Regions from separate parts of the Homo sapiens genome. Here region 1 is linked to region 2. Evidence: read pairs that join two places in POLR2A ChIA-PET (ENCODE). Cell type or tissue: PC-9. All regions are shown on one strand. Links, peaks and the distances in the headings refer to the core of each region. The heading gives the core; the rest is flanking DNA. Region 1 overlaps BCL2L13 (BCL2 like 13). Region 2 overlaps CECR2 (CECR2 histone acetyl-lysine reader).

Region 1 (15,366 bases), core at 3,725-11,724, 150 kb before region 2:
ACCACCCAGAAAGACGCTTATCTGCCACTTTCTGATCATGTGTTAGCACGATTCCTTACCGTGTCTGCACTCCACCCCACACACGTAGTGATGCTCACTTACCTCGTGAATCATGCATGCCACCCTCCTTAAGACACCGCAATGCACTCCCCTCGGAGAGCCAGCTGGAGAACCCTTCCTCCTGTGCTGTCTCCCTTATGTCCAACCTTTCTAGGTATGAGTCTTTTTTTCTTTTTTTTTTTTTTTTTTTTTTTTTTTTTTGAGACAGAGTCTCGCTCTCTCCCAGGCTGGAGTGCAGTGCAGTGGCTTGATCTCGGCTCACTGCAAGCTCCACCTCCCAGGTTCATGCCATTCTCCTGCCTCAACCTCCCGAGTAGCTGGGACTAAGGCGCCCGACACCATTCCCCGCTAATTTTTTGTATTTTTAGTAGAGATGGGGTTTCACCGTGTTAGCCAGGATGGTCTTGATCTCCTGACCTCGTGATGCGCCCACCTCGGCCTCCCAAAGTGTTGGGATTACAGGCGTGAGCCACCGTGCCCAGCTTTTTTTTTTTTTTGAGAGAGAGTTACGCCCTTGCTGCCCAGGCTGGAGTGCAATAGCACAATCTCGGCTGACTGCAACCTCCGCCCCCCGGGGTTCAAGCAATTCTCCTGCCTCACCCTCCCGAGTAGCTGGAATTACAAGTGCCTGCCAACACGCCCGGCTAATTTTTTGTATTTTTAGTAGAGATGGTGCTTCATCATGTTGGCCAGGCTGATCTCGAACTCCTGACCTCAGGTAATCCGCCCGCCCCAGCCTCCCAAAGTGCTGGGATTACAGGCGTGAGCCACCGTGCCTGGCCCATAAGTCTTAATATAGCCTTGTCTGGGAAACTTGCTTGGCCTTGTGTCAATTTCTATTACACAGGAGCCTAAGAACCTGTGGTTGGTAATAAGGGGAAAAAACGAACAAAGAAAACATTTGTATCCAGAGACTAGAACATAAAGGAGACCAAAACGTTTCTCCTGAATTCAAAGTGGGCAAATTTGGGGGTAAAACAGCACAGTTCCTTTTAAAGCTTTAAAAGCTTATATAAAAAGCTCAAGCTCTCCCTACATTGCAAAAATATTCTTTCTTGAATAATTTTTTTTTCTTCTACTTTCAGGTGATTTCAGTACTACAGAACATTTAAACAAAAAATTTAGGATAAAAAGAGCCAAACCAGCCAGGCACAGTGGCTCACGCCTGTAATCCCAGCACTTCAGGAGGCCAAGGCGGGCGGATCACCTGAGGTCAGGAGTTCAAGACCAGCCTGGCCAACATGGTGAAATCCCGTCTCTACTAAAAATACAAAAATTTGCTAGGCATGGTGGCAGGCGCCTGTAATCACAGCTACTCGGTAGGCTGAGGTGGGAGAATCACTTGAACCCAGGAGTTGGAGGCTGTGGTGAGCAGAGATCGCACCATTGCACTCCAGCCTGGGCCACAAGGGTGAAACTGTCTCAAAAAAAAAAAAAAAAAAAAAAAAGAGCCAAACCAATTGACATATGCAGCAGAATCCACATTCCCAGGACATGGGCCAGATTCACAATCACATCAATAATCCCAGCTTGGTTTTTAGCCAGAAGCATTCAGGGAAGTCAAGATAATTCAGAGTCATCCTAGGAATCTCACTCATTTCTGGAACTTAAATTCAGACTTACCTGAACACCCAGAGGATGCTGAATTGTATACTTAGCAACTAACCTTCTGTTAGAGGAGAGTGGTTTTTCATTTCCCTAAAGACTTGAGATAAGTAACTTGTGGGGACAATGAAGCCCCTACCTGGGTGTGGGGGAAGGGCCCTGCAATCAACTATACTCCACCATGCAAGAATTTCAGCAGAAAAACCAAACAAGCTAACAAAAAGCAGCATGAACTGGGCCACTAAGTTGCAGGTCTACCTACTATTCATTTATCCACTGAAGAAACATTGACTACCTGCTATTTATCAGGTATGTCCTGAAGCATCTACGCAGCACAAAAATGAGTAAGATTTGTCCAGCACATGAAACTATTTATATAGACTGGGGAAGTTCAGGAAGGGCAGGACAACAGCAAGCATTTACAAAGTACCTGTTACTTAACAGGCACGGTAGTAAACATTTCCTATGTGTTATTTCATTTAATTTCCAAGTCAACCTTATGAGGGATGAAATAATAGTTCCATTTGAAGATGAGGAAACTGAAGCTTGGATAGGTTCTACCACTACCATAAAGAAGTTATAATTGGAACTCTGGTGAGTCTGACTACAAAATCGTTAATCCAGGCTGTGCTCTCGTCATCTTCTGGTTGGGTGGCTAGGAATGAAAGATCTCAGAAACATTTCTGACATGATTAAATAGTTAACAGAGAGCAGAAAGGCTGTCTATATCGGTGATACTGTCTTCTGACAGGGACTTTCATGTCCCCTTATTTAATCTTCACTTCAGTTGGGTGTGGTGCTCATGCCTGTAATCTCAGCACTTTGGGAGGCCGAGGCAGAAGGATTGTTTAAGTTTAGGAGTTCAAGAACAGCCTGCGCAACATAGCTAGACCTTGTTTCTACGAAAAATAAAAAAAACTAGCTGAGCACAGTGGCATGTTCCCATCGTCCAAGATACTCGGGAGCCTGATGTGTGAAGATCACTTGAGCCTGGGAGGTCGAGGCTGCTGTGAGCCATGACTGCACCACTGCACTTCAGCACTTCTATATATTTTATGTTTCTAGACAGGGTCTCACCCTGTTGCCCAGGCTGGAGTGCAGTGGCACTATCATGGCTCACAAGAGCCTCAACCTCTTAGGCTCAAGCGATCTTCCCACCTCAGCCTCTCAAGTAGCTGGCACTACAGGTACACACCACCATGCCCAGCTAATTTTTGTGGGGTTTTTTTGTTTTTTTTTTGAGACAGAGTCTCGCTCTGTCGCCAGATCATGCAATGGCGCGATCTCGCCTCACTGCAACCTCTGCCTCCTGGGTTCAAGTGATTCTCCTGCCTCAGCCTCCTGAGTAGCTAGAACTACAGGTGCACACCACCACACCCAGCTAATTTTTGTATTTTTGGTAGAGACAGGGTTTCACCATGTTGGCCAGGATGGTCTCGATCTCCTGACCTCATGATCCACCTGCCTCAGACTCCCAAAGTGCTGGGATTACAGGTGTGAGCCACCGCGCCCAGCTGTGTGGGGTTTTTCTTTTTTTTGGTAGAGACAAAGTTTTGCCTTGTTGGCCAGGCTGGTCTCAAATTCCTGGGCTCAAGCAGGCCGCCCACCTTGGCCTCCCTCACGCTGGGATTACAGGCATGAGCCACCAGGCTCTGCCTATGTTTTCATTTTTTGCAACCAAATTAAAGAATCCCAAATTCTCAGATGGGCTTTGAATTAATTAATTCTATTAAGGTCAAGAAACTTGATTATTCTATCATCCACAGGTATTTAAAATACCTTTAAAAAACAAAAGGTTAAACATTTTTACGTATCACAGATTCTGATTCATTTTCTACTTTTAAAGCTGACAAAAATAACATGGCTTTAAGCGACATAAAACACTTTCCTTATGAGATGAGACTAACCAAAATAAAATTCAAATCCTTTTATTTTTTTATTTTTTTATTTTTTGAGAATAGGGTCTCACTATATTGCCTAGGCAGGTCTCAAACTCCTGGGCTCAAGCCATCCTCCTGCCTCTGCCTCCCTAAGTGCCAGAATCCTTAAAAGTTGAAATGTAACACAAAGGATCTCCTCAATGTCACCAATAGCATATACTTTGCTTAATGACATTTCACTTACTTCTGCCTAAGTAAATAACTTTGATAAACTACATTCATAAAAACTTGAAAATGTTACATAAAACAATCTATTATGCAAAAATTTGAGGCCAATTTATCCTAGAAAGATCCTATGCCAATTTATCCTAATCTTTATAAATTCTCATAAAGCATAAAAGTCTACCTTTACAGATAAGCTTCTACTAAATCTCCATTACTGTTTATAATTATAACAGGTTTTCCCTTTAGAAGTAATTTGTAGTGTTAGATGGCTCTGCAACAGCACTGATTAATATAACTGCACAAGATACAGTGATCTCCAGAATACATCATGACATTATTAAGTGAAATCAAACACAAGCTCAGAAATTAATTCACGGCCCATGCTATTTCTTGCAATAAAATTCTCTCTTTCCCTTCCAGCTTCCTGGAAAACAGCCGTAAAGTGGTTGATAAGCTTTGGAGTCAGGCCTTCTAACTCTTCACTTGGGCAAGGAAAATAATCTTCTTGACCCTCTCCTCTTTATGATTATTTTTTTAATTGAGACAGAGTCTCGCTCTGTCACCCAGGCTGGAGTGCAGTGGTGCAGTCTCGGCTCACTGCAACCTCCACCTCCTGGGTTCAAGCAATTCTCCCACCTCAGCCTCCCAAGTAGCTGGGAGTACAGGCGTGTGCCACCACACCTGCCTATTTTTTTTTGTTTTTAGTAGAGATAGGGTTCTGCCATGTTGGCCAGGCTGGTCTCGAACTCCTGACCTGAAGTGATCCGCCTGCCTCAGCCTCCCGAAGTGCTGGGATTACAGGCGTGAGCCACCGTCTCTCCTCTTATATAAAATGGGAAAATAATACCCACCACAAAGGGTAGTTGTGAAGAGTAATGAGATAAATGCCCAATCGACAGGTGCTCCCACTCACCAATTCTTTTCATGCTCTAAAATTGTATTATTAGATAATTATCTTTCCTGGCCCCTTATCTCTGTGAACAGAAATTAGCTCATCACAGATTTTTAATCAAAGATGCTTATACAGAACCTGCTTTCCACACTGTGAAAGGTAGGAATAGCAGGACAACCTCTGTCAGTTTAGATAATGCCATGTAATATAAAATAAGGCTGTTTTAACACAAACTAGGAGAAATCTTGACAGGCAGTTATTCTTGCTCTTCAATTGCTGCTAGAGAGAATGGCTTAATATGTGTTGCTTAAATTTGTTGGACATTGCACAACAAATTGATTGGGGAAGTTTTACTAAAAAGCTGTATTCCTGAATACCAGATGTTCTGCAACCTGTTTCCAAGGGTGGCTTGCCTCTAATGGACTTGCCTTCAATTTTTTTCCAGGCTAAGGTAATCTCTGTCATACTCAACAATGTAAGAATTTTGATCAATCACTGTCATAAGCTACAGTGAATGAACGTGCTTTTAAGAGAAATCAATCCTTCTTGTAGCTACTAACACTCCTTCAAACATACTTCAATGACAGAAACAGAAATAACAACCAGGCTGAAAAAAGTTAGCCCTCTATTCCACAAAAACATTTCTAACTTAATATCTATCATTCTACTCTTGACCTCCCCTTAATCAGAAACTCAGAACACCTACACGTTTTAGACTTCTTGCAGATAATATAACCTATTGGATCCATTTTTCTACAAGGTTTGAATTGTAGACCTCATGATTTGCCCACCCTGGTCTCCCAAAGTGCTGGGATTACAGGAGTGAGCCACCGCGTCTGGCCGATATTGACAACATTTTCTACTGCATTTCTGTGTCCTATGTTATAAAGCTCTTAGTGGGAAAAAAGAAATCTTTTAAAAAACTATTTTCCAACCAAAAGGAACTAGTATAGCTTCTAAATTATAGGGGTAAAAGATTCCTGGAACTAAATATACCCTCTGTTTTATAGTATATATATGTGTGTGTGTGTGTGTATACATATGTATGTATGTATGTATTTGGCTTTCCCAAGAACCAAATTCACAGCTCAGCACTAGTATAATTGTAGAGGATCTCACAGACTACTTACCTATCTATGATCTGTTATTCCTACTATAGACATGTACAATTTTCCTACTCCTGATTTTTTTATTTACTATTTGGATTTTTCCATTATGCATCATAAGCCACATTAAATTATATGTGGTAAGGAATTTTTTAAAAAAGTATTACTATTTGCATCCAGTATGAACTCACTGCCAATTTCTCACTATCTAACAAAACAAGCCAGATGCAGTAGCATGTTACAGTCCCAGCTACTTGGGAGGCCTAGGCAGGAAGACCCCTTGAGCTCAGGAGTTTGAGGCCATAGTGTGCTATAATCATGCCTGTGAGTAGCCACTGCACTCCAGCCTGGGCAACATAGCAAGAACTCATTTCTTTCTTTCTTTTTTTTTTTTTTTTTGAGACAGAGTCTCACACGGTTGCCCAGGCTGGAGTGCAGTGGCACGATCTCTACTCACTGCAACCTCCGCCTCCTGGGTTCAAATGATTTTCCCACCTCAGCCTCCCTAGTAGCTGGGATTACAGGCGCCCGGAACCATGCCTGGCTAATTTCCTATATTTTTAGTAGAGACAGGGTTTCACTATGTTGGCCAGGCTGGTCTTGAACTCCTGACCTTGTGATCCGCCCGCCTCAGCCTCCCAAAGTGCGTAAGCCACTGTGCCCCGCCAGCAAGAACCTATCTCTAAAAAACAAAACAAACAAAAACCTCAAACATATTATTCTACATTTTTGCTCAACATAAACTGTCCTTCTGTTTCCTGATAATTCAAATTCTGTCTATCCTTGAAAAACCAATGTAACTCTCTACTTCAAAATGTCTTCACTGACTATTATGTTTACAGGTCTATCACTGACCTTAAACATTTATACATTTAGTCTGTGTCACAAAGTTTAACACTTAAAAATACACTATCCTATGCTGTTTGATGATTTTGTACTTTATTATCATCATTCTAAACAGATTACAAACACTTTGGGATATACTTCCTTTGTCCTAGACTTGTGTGAAATATGGACTAAAAAAATATTCAAATACTTGACAGCTACCACTATCTACTATGATAAAAACTTAGAGTTACAACGTAAAGATTTATATGTACAGATGAAAAGCTCACTGTATTCTCTATGTATACATGGCAACCTCGCTAGGGAGAGGAGACACTTAAAAAAACACAATAAAATAAGAATTATAAATAAATTCAAAGGAATTAAAAAAATACAAAGTTCCCATTCCAGCAGGTGTAGCTTAAAAATACAAATAAATAAAAAATACAAAGTTATCAGTATATTTTGAGGACAGCTCAAATGACAAAAGGTAAAAGAAATAAGGCCGGGCGCAGTGGCTCATGCCTGTAATCCCAGCACTTTGGGAGGCCGAGGCAGGCGGATCACGAGGTCAGGAGATCGAGACCAGTCTGGCTAACACAGTGAAACCCCATCTCTACTAAAAATACAAAAAAAAAAAAAAAAATTGCCAGGCATGGTAGTGGGCGACTGTAGTTCCAGCTACTCAGGAGCCTGAGGCAGGTGAATGGCATGAATCTGGGAGGCAGAGCTTGCAGTGAGCCGAGATCGCACCACTGCACTCCAGCCTGGGTGACAGTGACGGAGTGAGGCTCTGTCTCAAAAAAAAAAAAAAAAAAGAAAGAAAAGAAAATGAGAAGTCATATTGCATCAGGCAAATATGACAACAGACCAACTGCATAGATAGGAAGATAAATAGAGCATTTATTTATGGCGATGAGTCACGATGGAGATACTGAGAACTAGGAATGGAAAGAATAAGACCTCCACTATTACTTGCATACTTATGAGAGTTTAATCAGTGACTGAATCATAGAACTTTACAGGTTTATAGTCTGTAAAGGCTGTCAAGTCTATCCTCATTACATAAAGAATATGAGACTTCAGAGAATTTAATGACTAGCCCAAGTTCTAATAAATAACAGAGAAATAACATTAGAAACTACATATTCTGGTAAATAGAATTATTATTGACTCCCAGGACATACGACTATAATTTTTGACGCACAGTGACAAGGAATACATGAATGCTTTATCTGCCATCTGTCATCTGCCCCTTTTTGGAAAATCTACATACCCAAAACATACATACACCCACACACATCCAATCACACCACCATCAATACCACCACCATCCCACAAAGCAAATGACAAAAATGTCATGGTTACCATATGCCTCACCCCACCAGATTAAAGAAAAGCAGCTGATTAAAGGAGAGCTTATTCTCTTGAGACTAATGTGATGCTGATTACACATGACAAGTTGTCATACTTCATAATAAACCATGTGGAAAACCTAAACCAGAAAATGTCTGCTGCTGTTAGGACACAAAGGCTATTTATTTAGCTGACCAGTGACACAGAGAGATTCAGTGATTTGCATTTAATTAATCCTCTCCACCTAGTTTTTCTAAAGCACAGAGCTACGCAGTGGGGCCAATGCTGCATAAATTCTGGACTATAAACCAAGATACAAATATTTCAAAGATAAACAGACTTTAGCACACTAAGTCCCACCCACTTGTTTCAAATGAAGTCAAGTGAGTCAGTAATCATTATATTCCAGCCCTAAAATTCATTCAGAGCTATCAAAGTGAATAGAAGATTAACAAGTTTAGCCAAGTTGAATGGACTAGAGCTCCCAGAGCAAAATACTTTCGAAATCTATGGTTCCCCAAACTGGAAACACATTTAAATTACCTATAAAACACATTAAATTATAGATTCCCAAGTCCTAGCATGCAGTATCTGGTCCTGTAGGTCTAGGGTAGAGCTCCATGATCTTTGTTTTAGCAAGTATTCAGGCAATTAGCCTTGCGATAACACTCTAGGCAGTCCAAATAATTACAATCAAATCAAAAAGGTCCATTGAACATATAGACAGAATGGTTCAATTGTTCATTAAATAGCAAAAACAAATACCTCAAAATATACCTTACTGGACCAGCAATTAAGAAACCAGATGTTGGCCGGGCACAGTGGCTCATGCCTGTAATCCCAGCATTCTGGGAGGCCAAGGCGAGCGGATCACCTGAGGTCAGGAGTTTGACACCAGCCTGGCCAACATGGTGAAATGACATCTCTACTAAAAATACAAAAATTGGCTGGGCGTGATGGCGCGCTCCTTTAATCCCAGCTACTCAGGAGGCTGAGGCATGAGAATTGCTTGAACCCAGAAGGCAGAGGTTGCAGTGAGCAGAGATTGCACCACTGCACTCCACTCCAGCCTGGGAAAGAGTGTGAGACTCTGTCTGAAAAAGAAAACAGATGTTTGGGGCAGAGTGGCACTTTGGGAGGCTAAGGCATAAAGATCGCCTGAGCTCAGAAGTTTGAGACCAGCCTGAGGAACATGGCGAAACAAATGTCTCTACAAAAAAAATAAATAAATAAAGGAGCAAGATTTTTTTTTTTTTTTGAGATGTAGCCTCACTCTGTTGCCCAGAATGGAGTGCATGGCGCGATCTCAACTCACTTCAACCTCTGCTGCCCAGGTTCAAGCGATTCCCCTGCCTCAGCCTCCTGAGTAGCTGGGACTACAGGCGCCCGCCACAACTCCTGGCTAATTTTTTTTTTTTTTTTTTTTTTTTGAGATGGAGTCTCGCTCTGTCACCCAGGCTGGAGTGCAGTGGCGTGATCTTGGCTCACTGCAAGCTCTGTCTCCCGGGTACACGCCATTCTCCTGCCTCGGCCTTCCCAGTAGCTGGGACTACAGGCACCCACCATCACACCCACCTAATTTTTTGTATTTTTAGTAGAGAAGGGGTTTCACCGTCTTAGCCAGGATGGTCTCGATCTCTTGACCTCATGATCTACCCACCTCGGCCTCCCAAAGTGTTGGCATTACAGGTGTGAACCACCGTGCCCGGCCAATTTTTTGTATTTTTAATAGAGACAGGGTTTCACCATGTTAGCCAGGATGGTCTCGATCTCTTGACCTCATGATCTGCCCACCTCGGCCTCCCAAAGTGCTGGCATTACAGGTGTGAGCCACTATGCCCAGTCTTTTGTTTTGTTTTAAACAACCAAATTCCAGACAGCCAATCATGATTGCAGTTTTCAGGTTCTAGCGTTATCATACCCCCTAAGCATCTTGCAGATTGGGAGACAGACTGATGGAGGACAGATCTGAGGGAAAAGAATGCAGAATTCCACCATGCACCACCCAAGGTCTGGCTTCACAGTGGTCGAGATCAACCATCTTCTGTTCCTGATAGAAAAGCTAAGATAAGAATGAAACAGTACACATCTCTGGAAATAATATATTATGGCTCAATTTCAAATTGGGTTATACAAATCTGCCTTGAAAAGCTGATGTAAGCCGGGCGCAGTGGCTCATGCCTGTAATCCCAGCACTTTGGGAGGCCGAAGCAGCCGAGGTCGGGGGCTTGAGACCAGCCTGACCAACATGGAGAAACCCCATCTCTACTAAGAACACAAAATAAGCCAGGCATGATGGCGCATGCCTGTAATCCCAGCTACTTGGGAGGCTGAGGCAGGAGAATCACTTGAACCTGGGAGGCAGAGGTTGCGGTGAGCCAAGATCACGCCATTGCACTCCAACCTGGGCAACAAGAGCGAAACTCTGTCTTAAAAAAAAAAAAAAAAAAGCTGATTTGAGATAGCAGGACTCCCCAAATTGATCTACACATTAATGTAATCCCCATCAAAATTCCAACTCTGTTTTTTCCAGAAATAGACAAGCCAATCCTAAAATTAATATGGAAATGCAAGAGACACAGAATAGTCAAAGCAATCTTGGAAAAGGAAGAACAAAGTTGAAGGGCTCACACTTCATAATTTCAAAATTTACTACAAAGCTACAGCAATAAAAATAGTATGGTATAACAACAGGTATACAGACCAATGGAATTGAATTGAGAAGGGAAAAATAAATCCATACATATATGGTCAATTGATTTTTGAGAAAGGTACCAAGGTCAACCAATGGGAGAAAGAATAACTTTTCAACAAATGGTGCTGAGACAACAACAAGAGATCCCCATGTGTATTAGTCCATTTTCTTTTGTTTATGAAAGAATACCTGAAACTGGATAGTTTATAAAGAAAAGGAATTTATTTCTCACAGTTCTGGAGGCTGAGAAGTCCAAGGTTGAGGGGCTGCCTTTGACCTCAAACAGAGTCCCGAGGCAGCACAGAGTATTACATGGCGAGGGGGCTGAGCATGCTAATGTGTGAGCTCCAGGTCTCTCTTCCTCTTCTAATAAAGCCACTGGTTCCACTCACATAACTCATTAATCCATTAACCCACGAATGGATTAATCCATTTGTAACGGCTACTATATTTTGCTTTGTTTAAACCCTCCAAATCTCATGTTGAGAGTTGATCCCAAATGCTGGAAGTGGGGATTAATGGGAGGTGTTTGGGTCACGGGAGTGCATCCCTCATGGATGACCTGGTACCATCTTCAAGGTTCTCAGTGAGTTCTTGCTCAGTTCCTTTCTGCCAGAACTAGTTGTTAAAAAGAGCATGGCACCTCCCTTCCTATTCTCACTGGCCTCTGTTCTTGTCATGTGATCTCTGCACACATGAGCTTCCCCTTTTCACCATGAGTGGAAGCAGTTTGAGGCCCTCACCAGATGCAGACGCCAGTGCCATGCTTCTTAAACAGCCTGAAGAACCAAGAGCCAGGCCAGGTGCGGTGGCTCACGCCTGTAATCCCAGCACTGTGGGAGGCCGAGGCGGGCAGATCACGAGGTCAGGAGATTGAGACCATCCTGGCTAACATGGTGAAACCCCGTCTCTACTAAAAATACAAAAAACTAGCCGGGTGTGGTGGCAAGCACCTGTAGTCCCAGCTACTCAGGAGGCTGAGGCAGGAGAAAGGCGTGAACCTGGGAGGCGGAGCTTGCAGTGAGCTGAGATCGCACCACTGCACTCCAGCCTGGGCGACAGAGCGAGACTCCGTCTCAAAAAAAAAAAAAAAAAAAAGAAAGAAACAGGAGCCAAATAAACTTCTTTTCTTTATAAATTACCCAGCCTCGGGTGTACCTTTATAGCAATATAAATGAACTAAGACAAGGACAACGTGCTCAAGATGCAATTACCTCTAAAAGCCCTCATCTCCTAATACTGCCACATTGGGAGCTAAGTTACAATATGAATTTGAGGGGACACTGAAACCACAGTACTATGCAGAAGAACTTATCTGAATCCCTACTTCAAACCATATGTAAAAATTAACTCAAAACAGATCAGGCCAAGCGCAGTGGCTCACGTCTGTAATCCCAGCACTTTGGGAGGCCAAGGCAGGTGGATCACGAGGTCAGGAGTTCGAGACCAGCCTGGCCAACATGGTGAAACCCCATCTCTACTAAAAATACAAAAATTAGCCAGGCATCGTGGTGCACGCCTGTGGTGCATGCCTGTAATCCCAGCTACTTGGGAGGCTGAGGCAGGAGAATTGCTTGAACCCAGGAAGGTGGAGGTTGCAGTGAGCTGAGACAGCACCACTGCACTCCAGCCTGGGCGACAGAGCGAGACTCCATCTCAGGAGAAAAAAAAAAAAACACAGATCAAAGACCTAAATTTAAAAGCTAAAACTATAAAATTCTCAGAAGGAAACACAGGTGAAAATGTACATGACCTTGTATTAGCCAATGGTTTCTTAGATAAGACACTCAAAGCATAATAAAAAAACGTTAAGACAGGTAGGGCACGGTGGCTCACGCCTGTAATCCCAGCACTTTGGGAGGCTGAGGTGGGCAAATCATCTGAGGTCAGGAGTTCAAGACCAGTCTGGCCAACATGGTGAGACCCCCATCTCTACTAAAAACACAAAAAATTAGCCTGGCATCGTGGTGTGCGCCTGTAATCCCAGCTACTTGGGAGGGTGAGGTGGAAGAATTGCTTGAAGCTGGGAGACGGAGGTTACAATGAGCCAAGATAGTGCCACTGCACTCCAGCCTGGGCGACAGAGCGAGACTGTCTCAAAAAAAAAAAAGAATAGGCAACTACAAGCCCTTCCTCATGCTCTCAAAAAAAAAAAAAAAAAAAAAGACAAACTGGAATTCACCAAAATTAAAAATGTTTGTATGTCAAAGGATACTGCCAAGAAAGTAAGTAAAAAGACAAACTATAGCATGAATGAAAATATCTAGCAATCATGTATCTGATAAGAATCTGGTGACCAAAACATATAAAGAATTCTTACAACTGCCCGCGGTGGCTCACGCCTGTAATCCCAACACTTTGGGAGGCCAAGGCGGGCAGATCACTAGAGGTCAGGAGTTCCAGACCAGCCTCGCCAACATGGTAAAACTCCGTCTCTACTAAAAATACAAAAATTAGCCAGGTATGGTGGCAGACACCCATAATCCCGGCTACTCAGGAGGTGGGGGCAGGAGAATCGCTTGAACCTGGGAGGCTGAGGTTGCAGTGAGCTGAGACCACACCACTATATTCCAGCCTGGGCAACAGAGATAGACTCTGTCTCAAAAACAACAATAACAACAAAGACTTCTTACAACTCAATTTAAAAAAACTCAAGTAGGCCAAGTGCGGTGGCTCACGCCTGTAATTCCAGCACTTTGGGAGGCCAAGGCGGGCAGATCACATGAGGTCAGGAGTTCGAGACTAGCCTGACCAACATGGCGAAACCCATCTGTACTAAAAATACAAAAATTAGCCAGGCGTAGTGGTGGGCACCTGTAATCCCAACTACTCAGGAGGCTTAGGCAGGAGAATCGCTTGAACCCAGGAGGCGTAGGTTGCAGTGAGCCAAGACTGTGCCATTGCACTCCACCCTGGTGGGGTTGGGGGGGAAACTAACTAAAAATTGAGCTACCATATGATCCAGCAATCCCACTGCTAGGTATATACCCAAAAAAAGGAATCAGTATATCAAAGAGCTATCTGCACTCCTATGTTTGCTGCACACTGTTTACAACAGCCAAGGTTTGGAAGCAACCTAAGTGTCCATGAACAGATGAATGGATAAAGAAAATGTGGTACATATAGACAACGGAGTACTATTCAGGCATAAAAACAATGAGATCACCTGTAATCCCAGCACTTTGGGAGGCTGAGGCAGGAGGATCACTAGGTCAGGAGTTCAAGACCAGCCTGGCCAACTGGTGAAACCCCGTCTCTACTAAATATACAAAAATTAGCTGGGCATGGTGGCGCATGCCTGTAAACCCAGCTACTCAGGAGGCTGAGGCAGGAGAATTGTTTGAACCGGGACCCGGGAGGCAAAGGTTTCAGTGAGCTGAGGTCATGCCACTGCACTCCAGCCTGTGCTACAAAGCAAGACCCTGTCTTAAAAAAAAAAAAAAAAAAAAAGAATGAGGTCCTGTCATTTGCAACAACATGGATAGAACTGGAAGTCATTGTGTTAAGTTAAATAAGCCAGGCACAGAAAGACAAACATTGCATATTCTCACTTATTTCTGAGATGTAAAGAAACAACTGAACTCATGGACACAGAGAATATAAGGATGGTTACCAGAACTAAGAAGGGTAATGGGGGTCTGGGGACAGCAGGAGGTGGGGATGGTTAATGGGTTAAAATAAATAAATAAATAAATAATGACTAAGACCTACTATTCAACAGCCCATTAATTGTACATTTTAAAATAACTTAAAGAGTAACTGAATTGTTTGTAATTCAAAGGATAAATGTTGAGGGGACGGATACCCCATTCCCTATGATGTGTTTATTTGTCATTGCATGCCTGTATTAAAACATCTTATGTACCCCATAAATATATATATACACCTACTATGTACTCAAAAAATTTAAAAAAATAAAAAATAAAAATACATTTAAAAATTAAAATTAAAAATAAAACCACAATGAGATACACTCAATGAGATTACAGCACATCCCCTAGAATAGCTATGTTGGCAAAGAGATGGAGAAACTCTTACATATTGTTGGCAGGAAGCAAAATGACATAATCACTTCATAAGACAGTTTAGCAATTCCTTATAAAACAAAATATATTCTTTTCACCATACGACCCAGCAGCTGTGCTCCCTGGTATTAACCCAAATGAGTTAAAAACTTACATACACACAAAAACCTACACACAAACGTTTATTCATAATTGCCAAAATTTGGAAGGAACTGAGATGTTCTTGAAAGGTGACTCGATAAACAAACTATGGTATATTCATACAACGGCATATTATTCAACAATAAAAAGAAATAAGCTACCACAATAAGGCACCACTTCACAACCTTTAGGATGGTTAATATTAAAAAAACAGAAAACAAATGTTGGTAAGAATATGGAGAAATCAGAACCTCTGTACACTGGTGATAGGAAGATTATTTATGCTATAACATAGATGAATCTTGAAAACATTGTGCAAATATGGTTTGGCTGTGTCCCAACCCAAATCTCACCTTGAATTGTAATAATCCCCATGTGTCAAGGGCGGGGCCAGGTGGAAACAAATCATGGGGGTGATTTCCCCCATACTGTTCTCATACAGAAAATTGGTACTGGGAGTGGGGCACTGCTTAAACATACCCGAAAATGTGAAGCAACTTTGGAAATGGGTAACAAACAGGCAGAAGTTGGAACAGTGTGGAAGGCTCAGGAAACA
Region 2 (15,366 bases), core at 3,339-11,338:
CAAGTCATACACCACCTCAAATATGTATACATACCTATGTATTTTTCGTTGTAGACACTAAATCCTTACAATACAATATTAAATGGAAACAATAGAGGAAATCCTTGTGTTTATCCTGACTTTAAAGGGAACACTTCTAATGTTTCCCCATCAAGTAGAAGGTCTGCCTAGATTATTAAGATATTGGCTGAGGAAGTTTCATTCTATTATTCTAAGTTTGCAGAAAACCCCAGGAAGGCCTGAAACTACTAGAAGCTGGAAAGGCCACAGACTCTCACCTACAGTCTTTAGAGAGTGAAACCCTGTCAATAACTAGATTTTGGATTTCTAACTTCCAGGACTATGAGAGAATAAATTTCTGCTATTTTATGCCACCTGGTTAATGTAGGTTGTTATGGTAGCCCTAAGGAACTAATAAAAAAATTCAAAATGCAACCCACTACCCACCCCTTCCTTTTTTTGAGACAGGGTCTTGCTGTTGCCCAGGCTGGAGTGCTGTGCACAACCACGGCTCACTGCAGCCTTGACCTCCTGGGCTCAAGTGATCCTCCTACCTCAGCCTCCCGAGTAGCTGGGACTACAGGCATGCACCACCATGTCTGGCTAATTTTTAAGATTTTCTGTAGAGATGGGGCCTCATTATGTTGCCCAGGCTGGTCTTGAACTCCAGGACTCAAGTAATTCTCCTGCCTTGGCTTCCCAAACTGCTGGGATTACAGGCATGAGCCACTGCACCTGGCCATCAATCCCATCGTCCCCTGAGGTCTGCTGTTGCTCCTATCTGCTATCACTATTAAGAACATCCTCTCAGGGTAATCCACCTTTTCCACATTGGTTGTTTTAGGGAACAGAATGTTCTATAATTCAGTTCCATATGCCCACATATAATTTATATCCAGTTTATATCTCTTCTTGCTTTCTGTATCTGAGGATCAGGGTTTTTCATCAAACCAAAAAACTACTCAATCATTGTTTCTGAACATTCTCTTGGCCTTACTATACTGATTCTTTCCTTCTAGAACTTACAGTGAACACATACAGGACCTTTCATGTTTTCTGCCACCTGCATCTGTTATGAAGCCTTTTCTGATGGTTGCAAATCCAATTTTCATGTTCTGCTTTGTGATAATGGGGCTGGGATCCTGCACATACAACTCCCTTCTCTGCTGGTTTTATATTCTACCAAAGGGAGCATCAGAGGGACCACGGGAGGCACGCTGAGGAAGACAGCGATTTCCTTCCATTTGCTTGCTGATGCCGTTCAACTCATCCTAGGATGGATGGTCCTGCATCTGCGAAGCCGCACTTGGCAGCGGGAGTTTGCCTGCCTTCATAGTGCTAGCAGTGGGGCTGCAGCCCCCCACCTCTGACAATCCCGATTCCTCCGTCTGTGTCACCACGGGGATCCCTTTAACCTTTTTTTTTGTTTTCTAACTCCCATTTTACCAAAGAGTCATGTGATGTTTTCCCTGCTGAAGTAGCTAGTGTAGTTTTGGTTTTCAAGGCTGGACCCCAACTGATTAACTACAAGTTACTTCTTTCGTCATGGCCGGCTTCATCTCATTCTAGTTACCCAGACATATCACCCAAATGAGCATACAATTCAGTAGCATTAAGTGTGTAAGTAATGTTGTGGCGCCATCACCGGTATCCATTTCTAGTATCTTTTCATCACTCCAGTCTGTAACGTTAAACACTGACTCCCCATTTCCCTCTCACCTCAGCCTCTAGTACAAAACATTTGTCCACGTGTGTCCTGCTGATATCACTTCGTGTAATACCTTCAAGGTTCATCCATGTTGTAGCATGTTTCAGAATTTCCTTCCCTCTTAAGGCTGAATAACACCCCATTCTAAGTGTATACTGCATTCAGGTTCTCCTTTTATCCACTGGTGGACACTTGGCTGTTTCACTTTTTGCCTTCTGTTGTTTTTTTTTTTCTTTTTTGAGGGGGACAGAGTCTCGCTCTGTTGCCCAGGCTGGAATGCAGTGGCATGATCTCAGCTCACTGCAGCCTCTGCCTCCCGAATTCAAGCAATTCTCCTGTCTCAGCCTCCCGAGTAGTTGGGACTACAGGTGCACGCCACCATGCCCGGCTAATTTTTTTTTTGTATTTTTAGTAGAGACGGGGTTTCACCATGTTGGCCAGGATGGTGTCAATCTCCTGACCTCGTGATCTGCCTGCCTCAGCCTCCCAAAGTGCTGGGATTACAGGCGTGAGCCACCGCGCCTGGCCTTATTTTTTTTTTCTTAATCCACTTTCCTCCTTTCAAGTTTCTTTAAATAAATAAAAGCTCTGAGTCCTCTCCTTGAAAGTATGCAGTCATGTGCCGGGCGCGGCACCACTGCACTCCAGCCTGGGCGACAGAGCGACACTCCGTCTCAAAACAACAACAACAGCAGCAACAACAAAAGTATGGGTAATGTAACATTACAGGAGTTTTGAAAAAAAAAAAAAATTCAGGGAACTCCAAGATGAGTGACCATCAGCACTGTTGAGATGCTAGAATATAAATACCAGCATACGACAGAGGAACTATTTACAGGTAGATCTTCACATCATTATGAAATTTCTTCTCAGTCATTCCCAACACAAATATTACTCATTATGTTAAAAGGACCTGCAGAATAAAATCCGCTTAGAATGTCACACAAAGCTTGTTTCTCTGAATAAACTGTTGTAATTTTTAAAAGTGTCTGATTAGTACATAATTGATTATTTCTCTTTTTTTGTAGTTGGAAGCTACTAAAAAGTCTGGAAAAGGTTATTGTAAGTATCTTATGGCTTACAAAAATTCCTTCCATAAGAACTATCATGGGAGGCAGAGCGAGACTTTGTCTCAAACAAAGAAAACTATCATTTGTGACTTTAAATGTGTGTCAGAGACTGTCCTGTTTTCATTTAATCCTTCCTTTTTTTTTTTTTTTGAGACGGAATCTTGCTCTGTCGCCCAGGCTGGAGTGCGGTGGGGCGATCTCGGCTCACTGGAAGCTCCGCCTCCCGGGTTCACGCCATTCTCCCGCCTCAGCCTCCCGAGTAGCTGGGACTACAGGCATGTGCCACCACGCCTGGCTAATTTTTTGTATTTTTAGTAGAGACGGGGTTTCACCGTGTTAGTCACGATGGTCTTGATCTCCTGACCTCGTGATTCGCCCACTTCGGCCTTCCAAAGTGCTGGGATTACAACCGTGAGCCACGGCGCCCAGCCCATTTAACCCTTCTAACAAGGTCTGCACAGCCCATCCCAATGCGACCCTGGGCTACCTGGTAGGACTCAATTCATGCCCAGCCAGCCTTCCTGTGCTTGCTCTGCTCTGCTCCGCTCCAGCCGCGCCGGGACTTCCAGCCAGCCTTCCTGTGCTTGCTTTGCTCCCCTCCGCTGCAGCCTCGCCCTGGACTTCCTGCTGCATATCCCTGCCTCCGTGCCTCTGCTCTTGTCTGCACTGCGCCTTCCGCTTCAGGCACTCACGGGTCAACCTCATTCACTTTATTTAAATGTCAAATCTTCAGAGAGGGCTTTCTTTTTTGTCTGAGACAGGGTTTTGCTCTATCACCCAGGCTGTGTTCAGCAGGGGAAATCAGCGCTCACTGCAGCCTCGATCTCCTGCGCTCAAGGGGTCCTCCTGCCACAGCCTCCCAAGTAGCTGGGACCACAGATGGAGCCACCACGCCCAGCCATGTCACTCTTTACCTGTAAACCTGCCTAATTTTACTTCAGATCACTCACCACTATTATCCCACAATATTTGTCTACTCTCCACCTTCTCACCACTGGAATGAAAATAGTACTTCTGGCTGGGTGTGTGCTCACGCTTGTATTCCCAGCACTTTGGGAGGCTGAGGCAGATGGATCACTTGAGGCCAGGAGTTCAAGACCAGCCTGGCCAACACGGCAAAACCCCATCTCTACTAAAAATACAAAAATTAGCCGGGTGTGGTAGTGTACACCTGTAATCACAGCTACTTGGGAGGCTGAGGCATGGTAATCACTTGAACCTGAGAAGTGGAGGTTGCAGTGAGACCAGATCATGCCACTGCACTCTAGCCTGGGCAAAAGAGTGAGACTCTGTCTCAAAAATAACAAAAAAGAAAAGAAAAGAAAAAAAAAGCCATACTTCTCTGCTGTGCTATCAAATGCCAGATCATATTCATTCATAATAACTATTTTTTTTGTACCCATTAACCATCCTACCTCTCCCCAACCCTCCACTATCGTTCCCAGCCTCTGGTAACCATCCTTTTCCCCTCTATCTCCACGGGTTCAATTATTTTGATTTTTAGATCCCACAAGTAAGTGAGAATATCCAATGTTTGTCTTTCTGTGCCTGTCTTATTTCATTTAAAATAATAACCTCCAGTTCTATCCATGTTGTTGCAAACGACTGCATCTTTCTGTTTTTATGGCTGAATAGTACTCCCTTGTGTATCAGTACCACATTTTCTTTATCCATTCATTTGCTGACGGACACTTAGGTTGCTTCCAAATCTTGGCTATTGTGAACAGAGCTGCAAAAAATATGGGAGTGTAGTTATCTCTTCAATATATTGATTTCCTTTCTTTTGGGTGTATACCCAGCAGTGGGATTAATAGATTTTATGGTAGCTCTCTTTTTAGTTTTCTAAGGAACATCTAAGCTGTTCTCCATAGCGGGGGACTAATTTATGTTCCTACCAACAGTATATGAGGATTTCCTCTTCTCATTCTCACCAGTATTTGTTATTGCCTGTCCTTTGGGTATAAACCATTTTAACTGTGTAAGATGATATCTCATAATAGTTTTGGATTTCCATTTCTCTGATGATCAATGATACTGAGCACTTTTTTCATAAGCTTGTTTGCTTTTTTTTTTTTTTTTTGAGACAGAATCTTGCTGTATTGCCCAGGCTGGAATGAAGTCTTGGCTTGATCTCTGCTCACTGCCACCTCTGTCTCCCAGGTTCAAGCAATTCTCCTGCCTCAGCCTCCTGAGTAGCTGGGATTACAGGCGTGTGCCACCATGCCTAGCTAATTTTAGTATTTTTAGTAGAGGCAGGGTTTTGCCATGTTGGCCAGGTTGGTCTTGAACTCCTGATCTCAAGTCATCTGCCCGCCTCGGCCTCCCAAAGTGCTGGGATTACAAGCATGAGCCACCACACCTGGCTTGTTTTTTAATTTATTTTTATTTTTTTGAGACAGGGTCTCGCTCTATTGCCCAGGATGGAGTGCAGTGGCATGATCTCAGCTCACTGGAGCCTGGACCTCCCAGGCTCAAGCTATCTGCCCATCTCAGCTTCCCAAGTAGCTGGCACTACAGGTATGAACAACCATGCTCGGTTAATTTTTGTATTTTTTGTAGAGATGGGGTTTTACCGTGTTGCCGAGGCTGGTCTTGAACTCCTGTGCTAAAACAATCTGCCAGCCTTGGCCTCCCAAAGTGCTGAGCTTACAAGCATGACTCAACATGCCTGGCCTCGTCTGCATTTGTATGACTTCTTTTGAGAAATCTCTATTCAAATATTTTGCCCATTTTAATATCCGATTATTAGACTTTTTCCTAAGAGTTATTTCAGCTCCTTCTACATTCTGGTTATTCATCCTTTGTCAACTGGGCAGTTTGCAAATGTTTTCTCCCATTCTGTGGGTTGTCTCTTCACTTTGCTGGTTGTTTCCTTTGCTGTGCAGAAGCTTTTTAACTTGATGTGATCCCATTTGTCCATTTTTGCTTTGGGTGCCTGTGCTTGAAATCAATGTCCTAGAGGGTTTCTCCAACGTTTTTTCTTGTAGAGTTTCATAATTTGAGGTCTTAGATATAATTCTTTTTTTTTTTTTTTTTTTTTTGAGATGGAGTCTTACTCTGTCACACAGGTTGGAGTGCAGTGATGCAATCTTAGCTCACTGCAACCTCTGCTGCCCAGGTTCAAGCGATTTTCTTGCCTCAGCCTCCTGAGTAGCTGGGATTACCGGTGCCTGCCACCGTGCCCGGCTAATTTTTGTATTTTTAGTAGAGACGGGGTTTCAACACCTTGGCCAGGCTGGCCTTGAACTCTTGACCTTGTAATTCACCCGCCTTGGCCTCCCAAAGTGCTGGGATTACAGGCATAAGTCGTCACGCCCGGCCTTAGATATAATTATTTAATCCACTTTGATTTTATTTTTGTATGTGGCAGGAGATAGGGGTCTAGTTTCATTCTTCTGCTTATGGATATCCAGTTTCCCCAGCACCACTTGTAGAAGAGACTCTTTTCCCCAGTGTATGTTCTTAGCACGTGTGTTGAAAATGAGTTCGCTGTACGTGTGTGGACTTGTTTCTGGATTCTCTATTCTGTTCCATTTGTCTGTGTGTTGGTTTTTATGCCAGATCCCCATATTGTTTTGGTCCCCACAGGTCTGAAATACAATTTGAAGTCAGGTAATTCCTCCAGGTTTGTTATTTTTGCTTAGGATAGCTTTGCCTATTCTGGGTCTTTTGTGGGTCCATATAAATTAAAGGATTTTTTTTTCTATTTTTGTGAAGAATGTCATTGGTATTCTGGTAGACATTGCATTGAATCTGTAGATTACTTTGAGTACTATGGACATTTTAAGAATACTGATTCTTGTTATCCATGAACGTAGAAAGCTTTCCAGTTTTTGGGTGTTCTTTTCAATTTGTTTCCTCCATGTTTTATAGTTTTCATTATAGAGCTCTTTCACTTCTTTGGTTAATTCCTAGGATTTAATTTTATTTGTGACTTCTGTAGATGGGACTACAATACAGGCATTATTAATCTTACATTACAGAAACTGAGCCATAAAAATGAGTTTTGGACCTGCCTATATAAATTAAAATGACAGGTGTACCCAATAAGGACCCTATTAAATAAAAAAACACAATTCCACTAAAAAATATAAACAAATAAAAGCCAGTTATTATGTCCTGAGGAATTTAAATGTGGCACTGGACATAGCCAATTATGGAAGATCTTACAAGTGAGATATACTACATAGTATGACACAGGCTAAACCTGTAGATTATATGCACTAAGGGTTGTTTTTTTTATTGAGACAGAGTCTTGCTCTGTCGCCCAGGCTGGAGTGCAGTAGCACGATCTCGGCTCACTGCAACTTCCACCTCCGGGGTTCAAGCAATTCTCCCACCTCATCCTCCTGAGTAGCTGGGATTACAGGCGTGAGCTACCACGTTTGGCCATGTTGGCCAGGCTGTCTCAAACTCCTGACCTCAAGTGATTCGGCCACTTTGGCTTCCCAAAGTGCTGGGATTACAGGCGTGAGCCACTGTGCCCAGCCATCATTTCTTTCTTTCTTTTCTTTTCCCTCCCTCCCTTCCTTTCTTTTTTTTTTTTTTTTTTTTTTTTTTTTTGGAGATGGAGTTTCACTCTTGTTGCCCAGGCTGGAGTACAATGGCACGATCTTGGCTCACCGCAACCTCCACTTCCTGGGTTCAAGCGATTCTCCTGCCTCAGCCTCCTGAGTAGCTGGCATTACAGGCATGCCCCACCACGCCCAGCTAATTTTTTGTATTTTTAGTAGAGATGGGGTTTCTCCATGTTGGTCAGGCTGGTCTCGAAAACCCAACCTCATGTGATCCGCCCCCCTTGGCCTCCCAAAGTGCTGGGATTACAGGCATGAGTCACTGTGCCTGACCCCTCATTTCTTTATTAATTCTAAAATCCTTAATGTGGGCAGGCACAGTGGCTCACGCCTGTAATCCCAGCACTTTGGGAGGCCGAGGCGGCAAGATCATTTGAGGTCAGCAGTTTGAGACCAACCTGCCCAACATGGTAAAACCCCATCTCTAAAAATACAAACATTAGCTGGGTGTGGTGGCACGCCTATAGTCCTAGCTACTCGGGAGGCTGAGGCAGAGGTTGCAGTAAGTGAAGATTGTGCCACTGCACTCCAGGTGGGCCACAGAGTGAGACTATGTATCAAAAAAAAAAAAAAAAAAAAAAAAGGGCCAGGCATGGTGGCTCATGCCTGTAATCCCAGCACTTTGGGAGGCCAAGGCGGGCAGATTACGAGGTCAAGATATCGAGACCATCCTGGCTAACACAGTGAAACCCCGTCTCAACTAAAAATACAAAAAATTAGCCGGGCGTGGTGGTGGGCACCTGTAGTCCCAGCTACTTGGGAGGCTGAGGCAGGAGAATGGCATGAACCCGGGAGGTGAAGCTTGCAGTGAGCTGAGATCACGCCACTGCACTCCAGCCTGGGCGACACAGCGAGACTCCGTCTCAAAAAAAAAAAAAAAAAAAAAAAGAAATTGCCGGAAACAACTTGGATGCATGGCAGGACTTAGCTTGAGTTGGCTCTGGCTACAGGACGGCTGGTCGACAGACATGCACCTCTCCAGACCACGCGGACACTGCACATACCTTCCACTGCCTTGACCTTCTCCTCCAACTCGCGTTTCCTCTCTTCCTTTAGCATCTGCTCCTGCTCCTTCTTCTGCACTGCTAGAAGAATCTGACGCTCTTCTTCCTCCTCTTTGCGCTTTTGTTTTTCTATTCTGGTCAGCACAGGAGTCTCCTGTGAGGAGCCAATGAGCACATCCGGTCAGTACACAATCATGCAAGATAAGCTCTTTGCTCTCAGTTCATTGAATTCAGTATTTTCAACAAATAATATTAGCTAGGGACTTTATATCACGAAAAGCTGATTTTGTTATCTGTAAAATACACATGGATATACATAAATGTTAAAACATAAGGGAGATTCAAAATGGTAAAACTTTTGTGTCCAACAATTTATATAATTTGTGGTATTTAGGAGACAATCTTATGGATAATTTACTGGAGAGAAGAGAAACTGGGGCAGTTCAGAGATGTGTTTCTTTAGAGTTAACATCTGATAAAGGGAAGCTTTTTTTTCTTTTTTTTTTTTTTTTTTTTGAGATAGAGTCTCGCTCTGTCGCCTAGGCTGGAGTGCAGTGGTGCGATCTTGGCTCACTGCAAGCTCTGCCTCCCGGGTTCACGCCATTCTCCTGCCTCCGACTCCCAAGTAACTGGAACTACAGGCGCCTGCCACCACGCCCGGCTAATTTTTTGTATTTTCACTTGAGATGGGGTTTCACCATGTTAGCCAGGATGGTCTTGATCTCCTGACCACGTGATCCACCTGCCTCAGCCTCCCAAAGTGGAGGGATTATAGGTGTGAGCCACCGTGCCCAGCCGATAAAGGTAAGTTTTAAAAAGCGCTAGGAAGTTTTAAAAAGTATACTAGGATGAAAGACAGTCACTCAACAGAACACAGTTCCTTTTTTTTTTTTGAGATGGAATCTCACTCTGTGAGACTGGAGTGCAATGGTATGATCTTGGCTCACTACAACCTCTGCCTCCCAGTTCAAGTGATTCTCTCGCCTCAGCCTCCCAAGTAACTGGAGTTACAGGGTACCTGCGACCACGCCCAGCTAATTTTTGTATTTTTAATAGAGATGGGGTTTCGCCATGTTGGCCAGGCTGGTCTCGAACTTCTGACCTCAGCCTCCCAAAGTGCTGAGATTACAGGCGTAATACTCCAACCTGGGAGATAGACCCTATCTCAAAAACACAAAACAAAACAAAACAAACTGGTTTAGATTCTCATTTGACTCCAAATTTAGAGACGATCTTGCCTAGATAGCAGGCTTTTTTTTTTCCCCCCGAGATGGAGTCTTGCTTTGTCACCAAGGCTGGAGTGCAGTGGCACGATTTTGGCTTACTGCAGACACTGCCTCCTGGGTTCAAGTGATTCTCCTGCCTTAGCCTCTCGAGTAGCTGAGATTACAGGTGTGTACCACCACGCCTAGCTAATTTTTGTATTTTTAGTAGAGATGGGATTTCACCATGTTGACCAGGCTGGACTAGAACTCCTGACCTCAGGTGATCCGCCCACCTCAGCCTCCCAAAGTGCTGGGATTACAGGCGTGAGCCATGGCGCGTGGCCCAGTTAGTTGACTTCTCAATGTCATTTTCACCATTCAAAAATCTATGAGCCTGACTTTAGAAGAGTTTACAGGTAAAAATCTGGAATGAACAGGAGGGACAAAAATAAAAACTGCATACGTTAACACTGTACCCATAAGGTGTCTCAGTGTAACAAACAGAATTAAATAACAACCATAAAATCTTTATCCTATAGCCAGAGCAGGCCAGTTTCAATATGGTGGATGTTGATTCTGAAAAGGGGATGCTATGGACACTTGGCAAGGACGACTGTCCCGAAGACTGCAACTCTGGCCACTGCTTCCCGAATAAATGTCTGTCAAGCACCTTCCCTAAATTTTGCCATAATCCCTGCTCTCACTTCCACCCCACTTCCAAGGTTCTTAATTGTTCCAGCAACATCTTTACCCAGCTGAGATATGATGAAACTGCAGTTAACAAAGCAAAGTAAAACAAAACTATTTGCCTTTGCTCTTTTCAGATGTATACTGATGCCAAAAAAACACCATAAGGTATCAGTTGACTCACATGGGCAGGGGAAAGAGAGGAGATAATACTGAGCCTTGTCACTACAGTAACCAAAACAGCATGGTACTGGTACCAAAACAGAGATATAGACCAATGGAACAGAACAGAGGCCTCAGAAATAACACCACACATCTACAACCATATGATCTTTGACAAACCTGACAAAAACCAGTAACAGGGAAAGGATTCCGTATTTAATAAATGGTGCTGGGAAAACTGGCTAGCCATATGTAGAAAGCTGAAACTGGATCCCTTCCTTATACCTTATACAAAAATTAATTCAAGATGCATTAAAGACTTAAATGTAAAACCTAAAACCATAAAAACCCTAGAAGAAAACCTAGGCATTACCATTCAGGACATAGGCATGGGCAAGGACTTCATGACTAAAACACCAAAAGCAATGGCAACAAAAGCCAAAACAGACAAATGGGATCTAATTAAACTAAAGAGCTTCTGCACAGCAAAAGAAACTACCATCAGAGTGAACAGGCAACCTACAGAATGGGAGAAAATTTTTACAATCTACTCATCTGACAAAGGGCTGATATCCAGAATGTACAAAGAACTTAAAGAAATTAACAACAACAAAAAAAATCAAACAACCCCATGAAAAAGTGGGCAAAGGATATGAACAGACACTTCTCTCTCTCTCTCTTTTTTTTTTTTTTGAGATGGAGTCTCGCTCTGTCACCCAGGCTGGAGTGCAGTGGCGCCATCTCGGCTCACTGCAAGCTCCACCATTCTCCTGCGTCAGCCTCCTGAGTAGCTGGGACTACAGGCGCCCGCCACCACGCCTGGCTAATTTTTTGTATTTTTAGTAGAGACGGGGTATCACTGTGTTAGCCAGGATGGTCTCGATCTCCTGACCTCGTGATCCTCCTGCCTTGGCCTCCCAAAGTGCTGGGATTACAGGCGTGAGCCACTGCGCCCGGCCGAACAGATGCTTCTCAAAAGAAGACATTTATGCAGCCAAAAGACACATGAAAAAATGCTCATCATCACTGGTCATCAGAGAAATGCAAATCAAAACCACAATGAGATACCATCTCACGCCAGTTAGAATGGCGATCATTAAAAAGTCAGGAAACAACAGATGCTGGAGAGGATGTGGAGAAATAGGAACGCTTTTACGCTGTTGGTGGGAGTGTAAACTGGTTCAACCATTGGGGAAGACAGTGTGACAATTCCTCAAGGATCTAGAACTAGAAATACCATTTGACCCAGTGATCCCATTACTGGGTATATACCCAAAGGATTGTAAATCATGCTACTATAAAGACACATGCACACGTATGTTTATTGCGGCGCTATTCACAATAGCAAAGACTTGGAACCAACCCAAATTGTCCATCAATGGACATCAATGATAGACTGGAATAAGAAAATGAGGCACATATACACCATGGAATACTATGCAGCCCAAAAAACCCAAAAAGACGAGTTCATGTCCTTTGCAGGGACATGAATGAAGCTGGAAACCATCATTCTCAGCAAACTATCACAAGACAGAAAACCAAACACCGCATGTTCTCACTCATAGGTGGGAACTGAACAATGAGAACACTTGGGCACAGGGCGGGGAACATCACACACCGGGGTCTGTCAGAGGGTGGGGGACTGGGGGAGGGATAGCATTAGGAGAAATACCTAATGTAAATGATGAGTTGATGGGTGCAGCAAACCAACATGGCACATGTATGTATACCTATGTAACAAACCTGCACATTCTGCACATGTACTCTAGAACTTAAAGTATAATAATAATTTAAAAATCCTACTTACAATAAAAAAAAAACCTGAGCCTTGTCAAAGGGAAGATTTCATTGAAAGAGAATTGTGATGCTTTATGTATGTCAGACCCCAAAATGAGAGGAAAACAGGTATATCTATATATCAAACATGAAAGTTATTTACAGAATTACCTATGTGTATTCTGGCCACTCTCCCCCACAACAAAAGACAATAGGTGTAAACCTGTGAAATATTCTTCTTTCATCAGTACAGGGTACATTAAATAGAATCTAACATTTTAATAAGGACTGAGCAAATGCAAGCCAATTACTCATGAAATTGTAATGTTAAGTCACTCAAGACTTGATAATCTGGCCAGGCACGGTGGCTCACGCCTGTAATCTCAGCACCTTGGGAGGCCAAGGTGGGTGGATCATGAGGTTAAGAGATTGAGACCATCCTGGTAAACATGGTGAAACTCTGTCTTTACTAAAAATACAAAAATTAGCTGGGCACGGTGGTGTGTGCCTGTAGTCCCAGCTACTTGGGGGGCTGAGGCAGGAAAATCGCTTGAACCTGGGAGGCGGAGGTTGCAGTGAACCAAGATTGTGCCACTGCACTCCAGCCTGGCAACAGAGTGAGATTATGTCTCAAAAAAAAAAAAAAAGACTTGATAATCTAAACCAACATAGGAAGTGTTCATGTGTTAAGTCAGTGGAGAGGGAGAAAGAGAAAAAACCCAAAAGCCAATAACCTAAATCTTACTAATATATAATTCTTTTTCTGTAATGAGTATGACTTATTATTCTTAATATGTAATATCTCACAATCAGTTAACAGTGCTCCCCTCAAACAAATGGAACACGAACACAAAACTCACAAACAATATATAAAGCACACGAGGGGCCGGGCATGGTGGCCCATGCCTGTAATCCCAGCACTGTGGGAGGCCGAGGTGGGTGGTTCACGAGGTCAGGAGATCAAGACCTTCCTGGCTAATGTGGTGAACCCTGTCTCTACTAACAATACAAAAAATTAGCTGGGCATGGTGGCGGGCGCCTGTAGTCCCAGCTACTCGGGAGGCAGAGGTTGCAGTAAGCTGAGATTGTGCCACTGCACTCCAGCCTGGGTGACAGAATGAGACTCCGTCTCAAAAAAAAAAAAAAAAACACAAAACACCTGAGGGAACTTTCCAGATGCTTGGTGTGAGGTGGAGGAGCAGTGGCTGCACGGACTGCACAGAGCTACAGGCCCCTCCCCACTCCCCACCACCAGCCTCAGCCCACTCACTGGCTACAGAAAATTGTGAAAGAAACCACTTACTATGACATCTTGGGGGTCAAACCTAATGCTACCCACGAAGAACTGACAAAGGCTTAAAAATGGCTTTGAAGTAATACCCTGGTAAGAATCTAAATGAAGGAGAGAAGTTAAATGGATTTCTCAATCTTGAGAAGTTCTCTCTGATGCAGAGAATAGGGAATTCTATGACAAAGGAGGACAGGCAATTAAAGAGGGTGGGGCTGGTGGCAGTTCTCATTCCCCCATGGACATCTCTGCTAAGTTTTTTTGGGGGAGAAGGAAGGATACTAAGAGAAAGGAGAGGTAAAAACTCCTACATCAGCTCTCAGTAGCCTTAGGAGATCTATCCAATGGTGAAAAAAGAAAACTGGCTCTGCAAAAGAATATGATTTGTGACAAATGTGAAGGCAGAGGTGTTAAGAAGGGAGCAGGATCCTGCTGTGCCAACTGCTGAGGTGCTTGAATGCAAACAGTAATTCATCAATAAGACCTGGAATGGTTCAGCAAATTCAATCTGTGTGCATGGAGTGCCAAGCCCATGGGGAAACCATCCGTCCTAAAGATAGACGTGACAGCTGCAATGGAAGGAAGACAGTTGCAGAGAAGGAGATTCTAGAAGTCCATATTGACAAAGGCATGAAAGATGGCCAGAAGATAACATTCCGTGGTGAAGGATACCAAGACCAGAACTGGAGCCAGGAAACATTACCACTGGGGTAGAACAGAAAGACCATGCTGTTTTTACTTGACAGGGAGAAGACCTTTTCCTGTGTACAGACACACAGCTGGCTGAAACACTGTGTGACTCCCAAACGCTAACATCTGCTTTCAAGACTGAACCATGGTCCAGGTCAGAATGTCAAGCACGGGGACATCAAGTGTGTGCTAAATGAAGGAATGCCAATTTACTGCACACCGTATGCAAAGCGTCGCCTAATCACTTAATTTATGTAAACGCTCCTCAGAATGGCTCTCTCTCCTAATAAACTCTCTTTGCTGGAAAAACTTCTACCTGGTAGAAAGGAAGTAGAAGAGACTGATGGGATGATCAAAAAGAACTGGTGGGCTCTGAGGCAAATCAGCAAAGATGGCAGCATTACAATGGAGAAGCATATGAGGGCAAGGAACACCATCTCCCCAGAAGAGGTGGTCAGTGTCAAAGCCCTTAACTGGGCCAGTGAGTAACACTCACTGCTGGCATTTTATCTGCAACAGTGACTGAGTGAAGGCCTGTAACCATAATATGCTCACTGCTTCCTATTGTTTTAAATATTCAGCTAGAGAAGTGTTTTAAAGGTAAATGAAGAATAAACGCAATGATAAAAACTCTGACTTTGCCCTGTTATGTACGATGACTTCGGTGTGCAAGACGAAATTTAATACCTGTAAAAACTACTTTAAGAAGCTCTCCTAGCATTTTAAGGCCAAGCCTTGTAACTGAGTTGTGTACGTGGATAAGTTTAGGCTGAAAAGCAATGCTAGGTATACGTACTGGCTTCAGTGTATGAACCTTCACCATTAACCTACGAAATTAAAACTGTATTTAACCGGCCATTAGAAAAAGACCCAAGCTAAATTTGTAGAGCAGTGTTGGTCTATATAGTTATTTGTATTAAGTGGGATTCATTGTAATGCCTTTGCATTTATTGTGTGGCTTCAAGTGTTACTCGAAGATGGCATAATATATAACTTAACCTGTGGTATCAGTGGTAGAAATGATACCGGTATTCCTCCGTTCTCACACTGCTATAAAGAACTACATGAGACTGGGATATATGAAGCAAAGAGGCTTAATTGACTCACAATTCCACAGGCTGTATAGAAAGGATGACTGGGAGGCCTCAGGAAACTTATAATCGTGGCGGAAGGTGAGGGGAAAGGAAGCACGTCTTAGCACA

Evidence for each region. Peaks named below come from ENCODE experiments on the same cell type or tissue, not always from the same donor. Only the 100,000 strongest peaks of a DNase experiment are listed, where the experiment ranks them.
Region 1: POLR2A ChIA-PET joins it to region 2 with 18 read pairs; 2 of 35 experiments call an interaction of 5 or more read pairs at or near these places.

The regions. Positions count from the first base shown.
Region 1 is chr22:17,665,407-17,680,772 of GRCh38, reverse strand. The region is part of intron 2 of BCL2L13 (BCL2 like 13); the gene reads right to left. Among named protein-coding and RNA genes, the nearest start is that of BCL2L13, 34 kb to the right of the region's middle. In PC-9, for the core only: no CTCF peak of the experiment used is centred there; a DNase peak (open chromatin) is centred at 7,522; H3K27ac peaks cover 1,470 bases.
Region 2 is chr22:17,517,262-17,532,627 of GRCh38, reverse strand. CECR2 (CECR2 histone acetyl-lysine reader) reads right to left here. Exons shown (of 19, transcript NM_001290047.2): 9 at 8,357-8,510. It also overlaps the pseudogene DNAJA1P6. Among named protein-coding and RNA genes, the nearest start is that of SLC25A18, 39 kb to the left of the region's middle. In PC-9, for the core only: no CTCF peak of the experiment used is centred there; no DNase peak of the experiment used is centred there; H3K27me3 peaks cover 3,859 bases.